2 separate regions of the Homo sapiens genome follow, and region 2 is linked to region 1. A link is an interaction called in ENCODE POLR2A ChIA-PET data of the cell type or tissue named here. Cell type or tissue: OCI-LY7. All regions are shown on one strand. Each heading gives the region's core, and the rest is flanking DNA. Links, peaks and the distances in the headings are about the cores only.

Evidence for each region. ChIA-PET counts read pairs that join two places held together with the same protein. Peaks named below come from ENCODE experiments on the same cell type or tissue, not always from the same donor. Only the 100,000 strongest peaks of a DNase experiment are listed, where the experiment ranks them.
Region 2: POLR2A ChIA-PET joins it to region 1 with 5 read pairs; 2 of 35 experiments call an interaction of 5 or more read pairs at or near these places.

The regions. Positions count from the first base shown.
Region 1 is chr7:94,050,394-94,055,783 of GRCh38, forward strand. The region is part of intron 1 of LOC130890646 (a long non-coding RNA gene); the gene reads left to right. Among named protein-coding and RNA genes, the nearest start is that of BET1, 49 kb to the left of the region's middle. In OCI-LY7, for the core only: no CTCF peak of the experiment used is centred there; DNase peaks (open chromatin) are centred at 1,618, 2,178 and 3,768; H3K4me3 peaks cover 3,344 bases; H3K27ac peaks cover 4,437 bases.
Region 2 is chr7:93,979,847-93,985,236 of GRCh38, forward strand. All of the region lies in intron 1 of BET1-AS1 (BET1 antisense RNA 1), which reads left to right. It also overlaps a transcript of BET1 not described here. Among named protein-coding and RNA genes, the nearest start is that of BET1-AS1, 14 kb to the left of the region's middle. In OCI-LY7, for the core only: no CTCF peak of the experiment used is centred there; no DNase peak of the experiment used is centred there; H3K4me3 peaks cover 985 bases.

The DNA.
Region 1 (5,390 bases), core at 225-5,224:
CAGGTGATGAAGTTGGGGGACAGAGAACTACTTCAGAGAGATTTTGACGGCACTAACTATGATAATGTTTGGAGTGCTTAACACAGACCTTAATATTTATAAATGCTGAAGACTCCTATTATGAATTTATTAAATTAGCCTTATTTTTCCTTTTTAAGCCCTTTCTGATAATCATTTCAAAATTCACAGCCCCTTTGGTGTGGGCCCTTGGGCCAGCTAATTCATTAAGATACATTGTCTGGGCACAGTGGCTCATGCCTGTAATCCCAGCACTTCGGGAGGCCAAGGCAGGCGGATCGTTTGAAGCCAGGAGTTCAAGATCAGCCTGGGCAACATGATGAAACACCATCTCTACTACAAATACAAAAATTAGCCAGGCATGGTGGCACACTCCTGTAATCCCAGCTACTCAGGAGGCTGAGGCATGAGAATTGCTTGAACCCGGGAGGGTGAGGTTGCAGTGAGCCAAGATCTTGCCATTGCCCTCCAGCCTGGACAACACAGTGAGACTCTATTTCAAAAAAAAAAAAAAAATGCATTGTCCAAATGCAGACTGGGCTCACTCTTCATACTTCAAAGGAAGAATGCATGGAGCTTCTAAAGTTAGTTCCAGGAGATAGAACCTATTATCTCCACAGTATATGACTCTCATTACACTGGGCAGGACCAGAAAGCACCACAACCAAGAAGAAGTTTTTTTCTGAAAACAGTACTAATCAGTCATTTTGACTACTTCCGAGGGACACATAGTGGGTGCTTTGGTTGGTTTTGAGGAGCTTTGGGTAACTGATCCAAATATGAGTTCCATTGGTTGGTTGCTCCCAGAGAGGTAGAGCAAGAAGCAGTGTGGCATAGGAAAAGAGCCAAAGCTCTTTCAGGTGCTTGGGAGAGGAAACAGAGCTGGAGCTGAATCCTGATCTCTTTCCCTCCACTTAAGAGTTGAGTGATCCTGGGAAAGCTACTTCAAGTGCTGAAGCTAGAAGTACCTCATAGGGTTATTTTGGAAAAGAAAACAAGAGGACCTATAGAAAGGTTCCAGCACACTGTCTGCCACACAACAGTTGCTCAGTAAATAAAAATTAATTATCATGATTAGTTTTATTATTAAGACTAGCTACCAATGATAACATTGTAAACACCCTAGATAGGATGGTGTAATCCTACGACTCAGTGGCCAGCATGGAGAGAGGTTATAAAAGTATGAACTCTGGTCAGGCTACTGTGTAAGTGAGTAGCATATAGAGCCAACTGGTTTGGGTGACCATAATCATTTATTTTTTCTTTCATTGAACCAAAAGTGTTGAGGCTTTGGGAAAGTACAAAGCAGGGGCTGCGTCTAAAGACAACCCTATTCCAGTTTTCTTTGAAAGTTTGGGCCCACAGATGTAGTTCCTATTAGGGGAGACTGTTTCTCTGGGCACCTACACAGAGAAAGAAATTCCTTCAGACTGAGAAGAGGATGGAAACTGTGGTCCCAAAAATACTGGAACCTGTTCTCAGCCTCCTGAAATCTCCTAAGTGTACTGGCAAGACCTCAACAAGCATGCCTGCCTGGTATTTCTAGAGGAGCCAGACTGTAGGAACAAAGGACCCTAATCTCAGCAATGGTATTGCATCCCAAGTCTGCCATGAAATAGTAAAATTGCGAGACCTAAATGAGCCCTGTTGGCTTACACAGTGGATTTCTCAGTGGTAACCAGTGTGAACTGAAAACCTAAGATGACTTGCTGATACCCCCAAGCTTTGTAGACTTAACTTTCCCCTACAATCAAGGACCCACTTAAAACAGTGGGGAGGGGAGGCTCCATGATAGCCAATGATTAGATTCCTTGCCAACTTGATGGGATGTGGAATGAACAAAAGATATATAATAATATTCTTTGCACACCGAAGTCTAGAGTAAGACTTATATTTGCAACATGTGTTAACCAGACAGTCATTGAAATTGCTTGTTGAAATTGGACATTTATGATAAATCAAAAGCTGCACTATTTGGGATTCCCTCTACCTTCCTGAGAAGCCCCACTGGGTCTCGTCTAATGGCAGGGAGTTATGTGCTTCAACCATAAATCTAAGAAATGGAACTCAGTTTGTATCTCTAGCACAGTGCTTCTCACACTTGAGCATGCATCAGAGTCACCTGGAGGCTTTGTTAAAGCACAGATTGCTGAGGTTTACTCCCAGCGTTTCTGGTCTAGTGAGTCTAGCGTTGCCAGAAAATTTGCATTTCTAATTAGTTTCCAGGTGATGCTGATGCTGTTGGTACAGGAATTCCACTTTGATAACAACAGCTGTAGAAGACAATTTTACAGAGACTTGGTATGAATTTTCATTCAATCTAATTTTTAGTGAAAATTTCTTACCCATGTGGCATGAATTTACATTCTTGTTTCAGAACTTTTTTCCCCTACACCCACCCTCCACATTCTCCTCTAAGCATAATTGTGCAAGTGGGTTTCAATAAAGTTCTCTTTTTAACACCCAATATTCACAATAGAAGTGGTGACATCACTAGATAACAATTTGGCACTTTTGTTTCACTTCTTAGTGCTACATGTTTTTTATTTGTGTTTTTCTATTTTTACTGTTAAAGAGAACACTGAACTTGTCTCTCTAGCAGCCGTAAGTATCACACAGTGAACTTGAGAGTTCTGCATTACTGATCAGGTTAAGAAAGCAGAGATTGGAATCTCTGAGATACATATTCCAATCATTTTATTTTCTTCAAATACAACCTACCCAAGTGTCTTATCTGAGTCGATTTTAGAAAGCTATTCTGTGTGACAAATTGTATCCAATTTCTTTCTTGTGCCTTGTAGATATTCTTTCATGGGCTGATAAACAGAGTATAAAATCTGTTACAGAAATTAAATAGTACCGTGGTTAAAAGCATGGGCTTTGCTGACAGAGATACCTCTGTTCAAATTTCAGCCCTGTCGCTTCATAAATTAAGGGTAATCTCAGACAAGTTAATTTTTCCTCTGTGAGTCTCAGTTTCTTCACCTGAATAACAGAGATAATGCCTTCCTTTAAGTTGTTGCAAGGGCTGATTTAGAAGACATGAGTAATAATAAGCATTATAAAAGAAGTGTTACTGTTTCTTAAAGATTATCTTTTTTCTAAAAGTTTTAGCACTCTCTGCAACCTCTTAATTTTTATAGTGGAAAATAAAAGGGTCCATGGAAAGTTAGAGAAAATTTACATGCACTCAGTATTAGGAGAAAGTGCTGTTATTGAAACAGGATTTTCACTTTTTATGATAAAGTAGGTGTGTTTGCTTAGTGTTTACTCTTATTTCAATGGTGTTTGTTTGAACCAGCATTAGCTAACAGAATTCACACAGTTCAAATAAATATCAGTGGACTGGAAAGGACTTTTCTCCAGCCAAGTAGGTCATGCTGGAATGCTAGGTTAACATCAATACACAAAAACCGATTTGGATAACAAATCTTGCTACTAACACAAAATATTCACGATATAAAAGTATTTGCAACTTAGATGAGGCAAACATGGAGATTATGTATGTATACACACACACACACACACACACACATACAAACACCATATATATTCACTATATTATAGTGAAATTATTTGTAACAATTTTTATCTGCTTTTATCTTTTAAATGCAGTTCATAATGTTATACATACCCTCAGATGTTAGTTTCATATTCACGTGAACCCAAATGAATTTGTTCAGATGGGGCATTGAAAACAAAAGGAAGCGATTCTGGTTAACTTAACATAAAACCAGGTGTGTGTATGTGTTCGGAGGAGCAAAAAACAAAAGCGAAGTTGATTGGCAAGGGTATGGGGAAGTCACCAAACTAAAAAAGGTAGATGACCAGAACAGGAGGGAACAAGAAGTGGAATTGCTCAGACATCCTGGCCAGCAGTTGGACTATTCCCGGAGCTCCAATTGCTTTTCCATCTGTGAATCATTCTGCTAAAAAGGGAAGAGTCTAGCCATCTGGTCTACAGTAGGTCAAGTGCTCACCTTTTGTTAAGGAGGTGAACTTTGATTGAAAGCTCCACGTAAGCCACTGCATATAATGTCTGGTAGTGGGGGGAAGAGAGCAGGAGGGGAAAATGACTTCTCAAAAGCTCAAAGAGAAAAAGCCTGCTGTTACCACACACAGAGAGAATGTATGCTAAAAAAAAAAAAAAAAAGTGCAACCTGCTGGTACAAATAGCATATACATGTATTTGAACTAGTTCATTTCACTTGGGTAAAAATATGCCATTGTCTTAGAATAAGAGCAAAGAACATCTTTAAAATACAACCCTAGTCCTCATATTATCCAAATTCATAGGCCACCATGCTATGCACGTTGAGTTAGCTAAAAGTTAATATTTAATGCAAATATTCAAGATGGCAAGATAAAACTCATTAAATGGAATAATATTCTTTCAAAAGGTTAATTATTCATACTCAACGCAATGGCTATTTTGGTGTCTACTTTTAATAGCTGCAGCAGCAATAAAAACTTTGGCAATACTGTTAATTTATTAAAGGCTATAGCTAGTAAATATTTAATACAGCCCCAAACATTTTAATATTCTTTCCATTAATATTTTACCTAATAGTTTTTTCTCATATAATCAATTTAACATTTTAATCCTTAATATTTTAATTGATCTTCAATTTGGATAGATAGAACAGGAATTTAAGTTAAATATAAAATTATCTCTACAAGCAAAAGAAAAAGTTAAAAATATGTAACCCCCTCAGGATATGGAAAATTACTCTATTCTAAAACATATGCCATAAATTTTATATTAAATGAACACTGAATCACAGATGTTTCTTCTTTCAAATTTTTAATATTCACCAATTATATCTCTCCTTAATATCCTTTGACATTAAACTTAATTGACCCTGGTTCTGTCAATTAGAAGTACTTGTATTATTTATGGGTTTTATATGAATTGTCTTTATCAAGTCTTTAGAGCTTCGGGTTACTTGCTTATTCATCATCTTCTTTATCAAATCTGCAGTTTAAAATATTGGGATTTTTGAAATAATTTTTAATATAATAAAACATCTATTCTTGGGGGATGTTGATAATGGTGGAGGCTATGCATATAGCGGGCAGGGGACATATAAGACATCCTTGCACCTTTCTCAATTTTGCTGTGTTTTTACTTATATGTATGTATTTATATGTATTGTAAAGACCATCGATACTATGAAGAAACTGCATCAACTAATGGGCAAAATAACCAGCTAGCATCATGACAGGATCAAATTCACAAATAACAATATTATCCCCAAATGTAAACAGGCTAAATGCCACATGCAGACTGGCAAATTTGATAGACTCAAGACCCATTGGTGTGCTGTATTCAGGAGACCCATCTAACATGCAAAGACACACATAGGCTCAAA
Region 2 (5,390 bases), core at 147-5,146, 71 kb before region 1:
TAGATGCTGGGAGCCACTGAGAAAGAACAAAAACAGTGATTTAGTGCAGCCCACATGCACTTGCCATCGCCCCTCCACCTGGCTTGGTGCAGAGCAAGTGGTCAAAAAAACCCAGATTCCAGCTTCTCCCTGGGGAGGGAAAGAGTTGGGCCATGTGAGCAACATTCCAAATTTTCCTACCTACAAGAAATAGATAAATTCCTAGAAACCTACAGTCTACCAATACTGAATCATGAAGAAATGGAAAACCTGAACAGATCTATAACTTGTAAAGAGATTGAATCAAGAATCAGAAATCTCCCAACAAAGAAAAGCCCAGGACCAGATGGCTTCACTGGTGAACTCTACCAACATTTAAAGAATTAATGTCAATCCTTCTCAAACTCCCTCAGAAAACTGAATAGGAGGAAGGCTTCCAAATCCATTTTGCAGGACCAGCATTATCCTGACACCAAAGCCCAAGACACTATTTTTTAACAACAACAACAACAAACAACTATAGGCCAATAATCCTGAAGATCATAGATGCAAAATTTCTCACCAAAAACCTAGCAAATTAAATTTAACAGCATATTAAAAGAACCATACACCAGGATCAAGTGAAATTTATCCTTGGGATTCAAGGGTGGTTCAACATACAAAAATCAATTAACCTGATACACAGTATTACCAAGATGAAGGATAAAAATCACATGAGAAAAGCATTTGATAAAATTTAACACACTTCCATAATAACTCTCAAAGAACTAGCAGTAGAAATAAATTGCTTCAACATAATAAAGGCCATACATGGAAAGCCCACAGCCAGCATTATATTCAATGGGAAAAGTTGAAATATTTTCCTTTAGGACCCAGAACAAGGCCAGGATACCCACCATCGCCACTTCTATTCAACATAGTACTGGAAGTCCTAGCGAGAGCAATCAGGCAAGGAAAAATTTTTAAACGCATCCATATCAGAAAGGAAGAAGTAAAACTGTCTGTGTTTGCTGATGATGTGATCTTATATATGTTGGAGTTCTCATTTTACCATTTTTTTTTCTTTGAAGTGAAAGGCAAAGAAGTTTTTATTGCAAAGCGAAAGTACACAAGAGTTCAAGTGTAATTGGGAAAGTCGCCATTTACGTATCTTAGTATCACTTTTAGTTTTCTGTTTTTTGTCTCTGGGCTTTATTTTAGACAGTTTCTTCAATTCTGCCATCTGGAGATTTCCCCTTGTTTCATTTATTCCTATATGAATTTTTTGTTAATATTTGTAGTATTTTATCTGTCATTTCTATGTGTTTGCTGTTGGGGGTGTTTCTACACAAATTCAGCCTACCTTTGTAAATTTCTCCTAACTGCTTTTCACAGTGACCAACTCTTCCTGGTCTGCCCAGGATTTTCCCAGTTTCAGCACTGGAAGTCTCATGCCCTGGGAAATCCCTCAGTCCTCTACAGACTGGGATGATTTGTCATTGAATTGCTTTTTATCATTCCACATTGTGAGAGAAGCAAAAGGTCATTAATTGTTTACATTACTTCAGTAGTGGGTTGTCTATGAATTCTTATAAATAGCAAAAAGCTATCATGTTCTCCCAAGTAAAATCTTTTCCAAGTACTGTTTTGGCCCACACTTCCTGAAAAACAAAGCCTGATTCAAAAGCTTATTGGGAAGTAAATTTGGGGAAAACAGCAGCAAGGCAGAGAAGAAAGGGGACCAAAATGCAAAGAGAGCATACTACTTAAGCTGTCCACAGCCTCAAAGGAAAAACAGTAGGTTGCTGATTCTCATATAAATTCTCCAGAAGGGCAATTCCTGGAATTCAAGTAATGTATCAGCTGGCTGCTGCTGTCTCTTTGTCTTTCATTGGTTGAAGTCCTCCTAGGAGTCATTAAATCCATTGTACTTCCAGGTAGCATTCCCGGGCAGCCACTGGAGAAGTAACACCTTCTCTTGGTCCAATCTGGTGATGGAGCAGACATTGCAGTCAGTAGTGCCAATGGGAACTGGTCCAAGGGTGTGCATGGCAGTGGCAGAAGTCACGGCATTAAACTATAAGACCAGTGGGCAGTGCCAGGATCCTTCCAGCTGGGAAGCAAAGAAAGCGGAGGATTGTGGGGAGAGTGGATAGGCGAAGCTGAGTAGCTCTGGTATGACACAGAGTCTGGATCTGATACAGATATTAAATAAAAGCTACTCCCTCATCCCACCACACACCTATTTGCACCTGCTTTATTGCTTAATTGTAGTGATGAATGTAAACATCTTTAGCTATGTCATAATCTGCTAAAGGCAGGATTTTATATGTATTTTTCTATGATATCTAGTAGACTATTGGCAGAAGCTTAATAAATATTTTATGAAATCATGGCACACTGCTTGAAATATAGATATATAGATCAGTCTATAATTATGAAGCTCATTGTACTATGTGACTTTCTAGCAAATAGAAACATAGTATAAGATGATAGTTCCAATGGTCTTGGAAGCCAGGAATTCTCTCACTCTGCCATCCCATTATAATTGACAACTCTCAGTCATAAACAAATTTACCTATCTGGGTGTCTAGAACTCTGTAATTTGGTGATTCTGGTTCAGCTGCCCCTTACTTTATGAACTTATTTGCTCATTCAGTCCATTGAGTTTCTACTATGTGCCAGATACTATGTTGGGCTTGGATAATAAAGATTAAATGTGTATACATCCTGTCCTTGCCCTCAAGAGACTGAAGGTATGGTTGGGAATTTATTCTCCACCTGGAATTCTCCGTGTCTTTGTGCCCATCAAATGTCCTTCTTCTTGTAAGGACATTAGTCCTTGGATTAGAGCTCACCCTAATCCAGTGTGGCTTCATCTTAACTAGATTATATCTCCAAAGACACTATTTCCAAATAAGGTCACATTTTGAGGTTCTGGGTACACAAGAAATAATAATAATTCTGAACAAATAATACAGAATTTTGTCCCTTATCTCCAAGAAAGGGGATAGTTTTGCTTGTTTGTTCAAATTGTGCTTAATACTATCAACACCTCTACATATTTCAGTAAGAATAGTTATTTTTATTCTGCTTGAGAAAAGAGTATGTACATTTCTCATAATACGAAGGTTCTGATGTTCTTTAGCACTGACGTAATTGACCCTACACTAGGGAAAGAACAGGGCAGATAAGGCATTCTTCAGACAATTCCCTCTTCTAGATCCAAAGTTGATCCTGATGCCAAAAAATCAGTACCAGAAGACCAGAGGTGGCCCAGGCCAGGAAATAAGAGAGTCTGGGAGATTCCCATTTTAGCATTCACTCAATGATTAAGGCATGACCCATGGCTTGTTGATTATTTTTGACCTGTCATTGTCTATTTTCCTATCACTGATAGAAAAAGGTATTTGGTGTCACATTATTCTTCCCAATTCTAGTTGGAACACATCCTCCCTTTCACTTCTTCATGGAGTACGTCTCTATTAATTATTTCTTCATGCCATGACAAGATCAACTCTTGTCTTTAAAATATTATTGCATTGGTGGTTCACCTCAATATATTGAATTCCCTAAAAAGACATGAACTGGTCTCTGATTCATGGGGGAAAATCTCCAAAAGTTGCAATATTTTAGGGGATTAAAATTTATAATAATTCCTCTGTGTTTAAGGACACATAACATGTTTTCTGCATCAATGGTTAAGTTTGATATACATTCATGGACCTAAAAAAATTTTAGGACCAAATTAAGATGAGCCATGACTCTGTACAAAATTGTAGTGGGAAAAAAATGCTTACAGAATTACACTATATCAATTGGAAAGGGTTAGTGTCTTATTAGTGGCTCCTCATTTCAGAATATTTTCCTTGATTTCAGCCTCATTCAGGTTGCTGCTTCTACTAATCTGGGTGCATTATTTACCCAATTCAATTCTTCAGTCATGCATTGCAAAAAAGAAAAAAAAAGGAAAAGAAATAAAGTCTTTTGAGCAAATATTCCCTAGAATATCCACAGAGCTTGACTGCATTGGCAATAGCTGGCACTTAGGAGAATGTGGTAGCCAGAGCCCTGTATTTTGCTGTCTAGAATCTCACTCTTGTGCATCTGGATTTTCATCCCAGGCACTCCTAGGCAACCCATGATGCTGCAATGACTGATGTCTTAGTTTCCTAGGGACTCTAACAAATTGGTAGCTGAAAACAACAGAAATTGATTATCCCACAATTCAGGAGGCTAGAACTTCAAAATCAAGATGTTGGCAAGGCCATGCTCTTTCTGAGAGCTCATGGGTAGGATCCTTTCTTGCCTTCTCCTAGCTTCAGGTGGTTGCTGGCAATCCTTGGTGTTGCTTTGCTTGTAGGCATATTGCTCAATCTCTGCCTCTGTCTCCACAGGGCATTTTCTGTGTCTCTGTGCCCATCAAATGTCCTTCCTCTTGTAAGGACATTAGTCATTGTATTAGGGCTCACCCTAACCCAGTGTGGCTTGATCTTACCTAGATTATATCTGCAATGATGCTATTTCCAAATAAGGTCATATTTTGAGGTTCTGGGTGTACATGAATCTTTAGGAACTATTATTCAACTCAGTACATTTGAGAAGAGTTGGTGGACAACTACGTCAAACCTTTTAGTACTGTTACAATGTCATTCTGCCAAATAGGTGAACATTAATTGTAAGTTATTTGAGATGAAATTCCTTCTACTGAAGAAGGCCACTTTCTTTCCTGGAAATTGGATGAACCAGAAACAAAGATAAATGTCGTGGGTTAAAAAAAAAAATGTTGTAATTAGGTGGCAAAACAGCACTGATTAGCTTATCATTCTTTCCTTTTGTGCTTCAGTATGCCTACTTGTATAATGAACTACAGAATAGCCTCCAGATTGTGTTTGCAAATGCTTGATGGAAATTTAAATCAGAGCACTATAAAGCATTGCGTGATTTAAAAAAAAGTCTTCAAAGAAAATTCAGATATAAATATGGCTAAATGAATAAATATTTCTCCCTAGAAAACTTAGTCATGTATTAGTACTATAATCCTCACAGGACAAAAGAAAATGTCAGATATCATGGAGTTACACAGATTTCTTTATGTCTAGTACAGTCTCTAGCCAAATTCAACTGCTGATTTACAAATCAAATTCAGAAGCTAGGAGATTAAAATAGTTTGCTTTTTCAGAAGCTATAAAGAATATATATTCTCACTCTATATTTTGAAAATTCAGAATTTTTAATCAGGCTCAATTCCTAGCAAAACAGTCTTACTATCCCATTCTCTCACCTCTATATCTCTGCCCTCCCCCACACTGTCTCTGCTACCTTCCCTAACCATGCTCCCAACTCCAGAAAGTTAGAAATATGGCTACTGTTGCTGGTCCTCTTTCAACTTCATAATCTACCTTGAGTCTGGGAAGACTTTCTATAAAGTT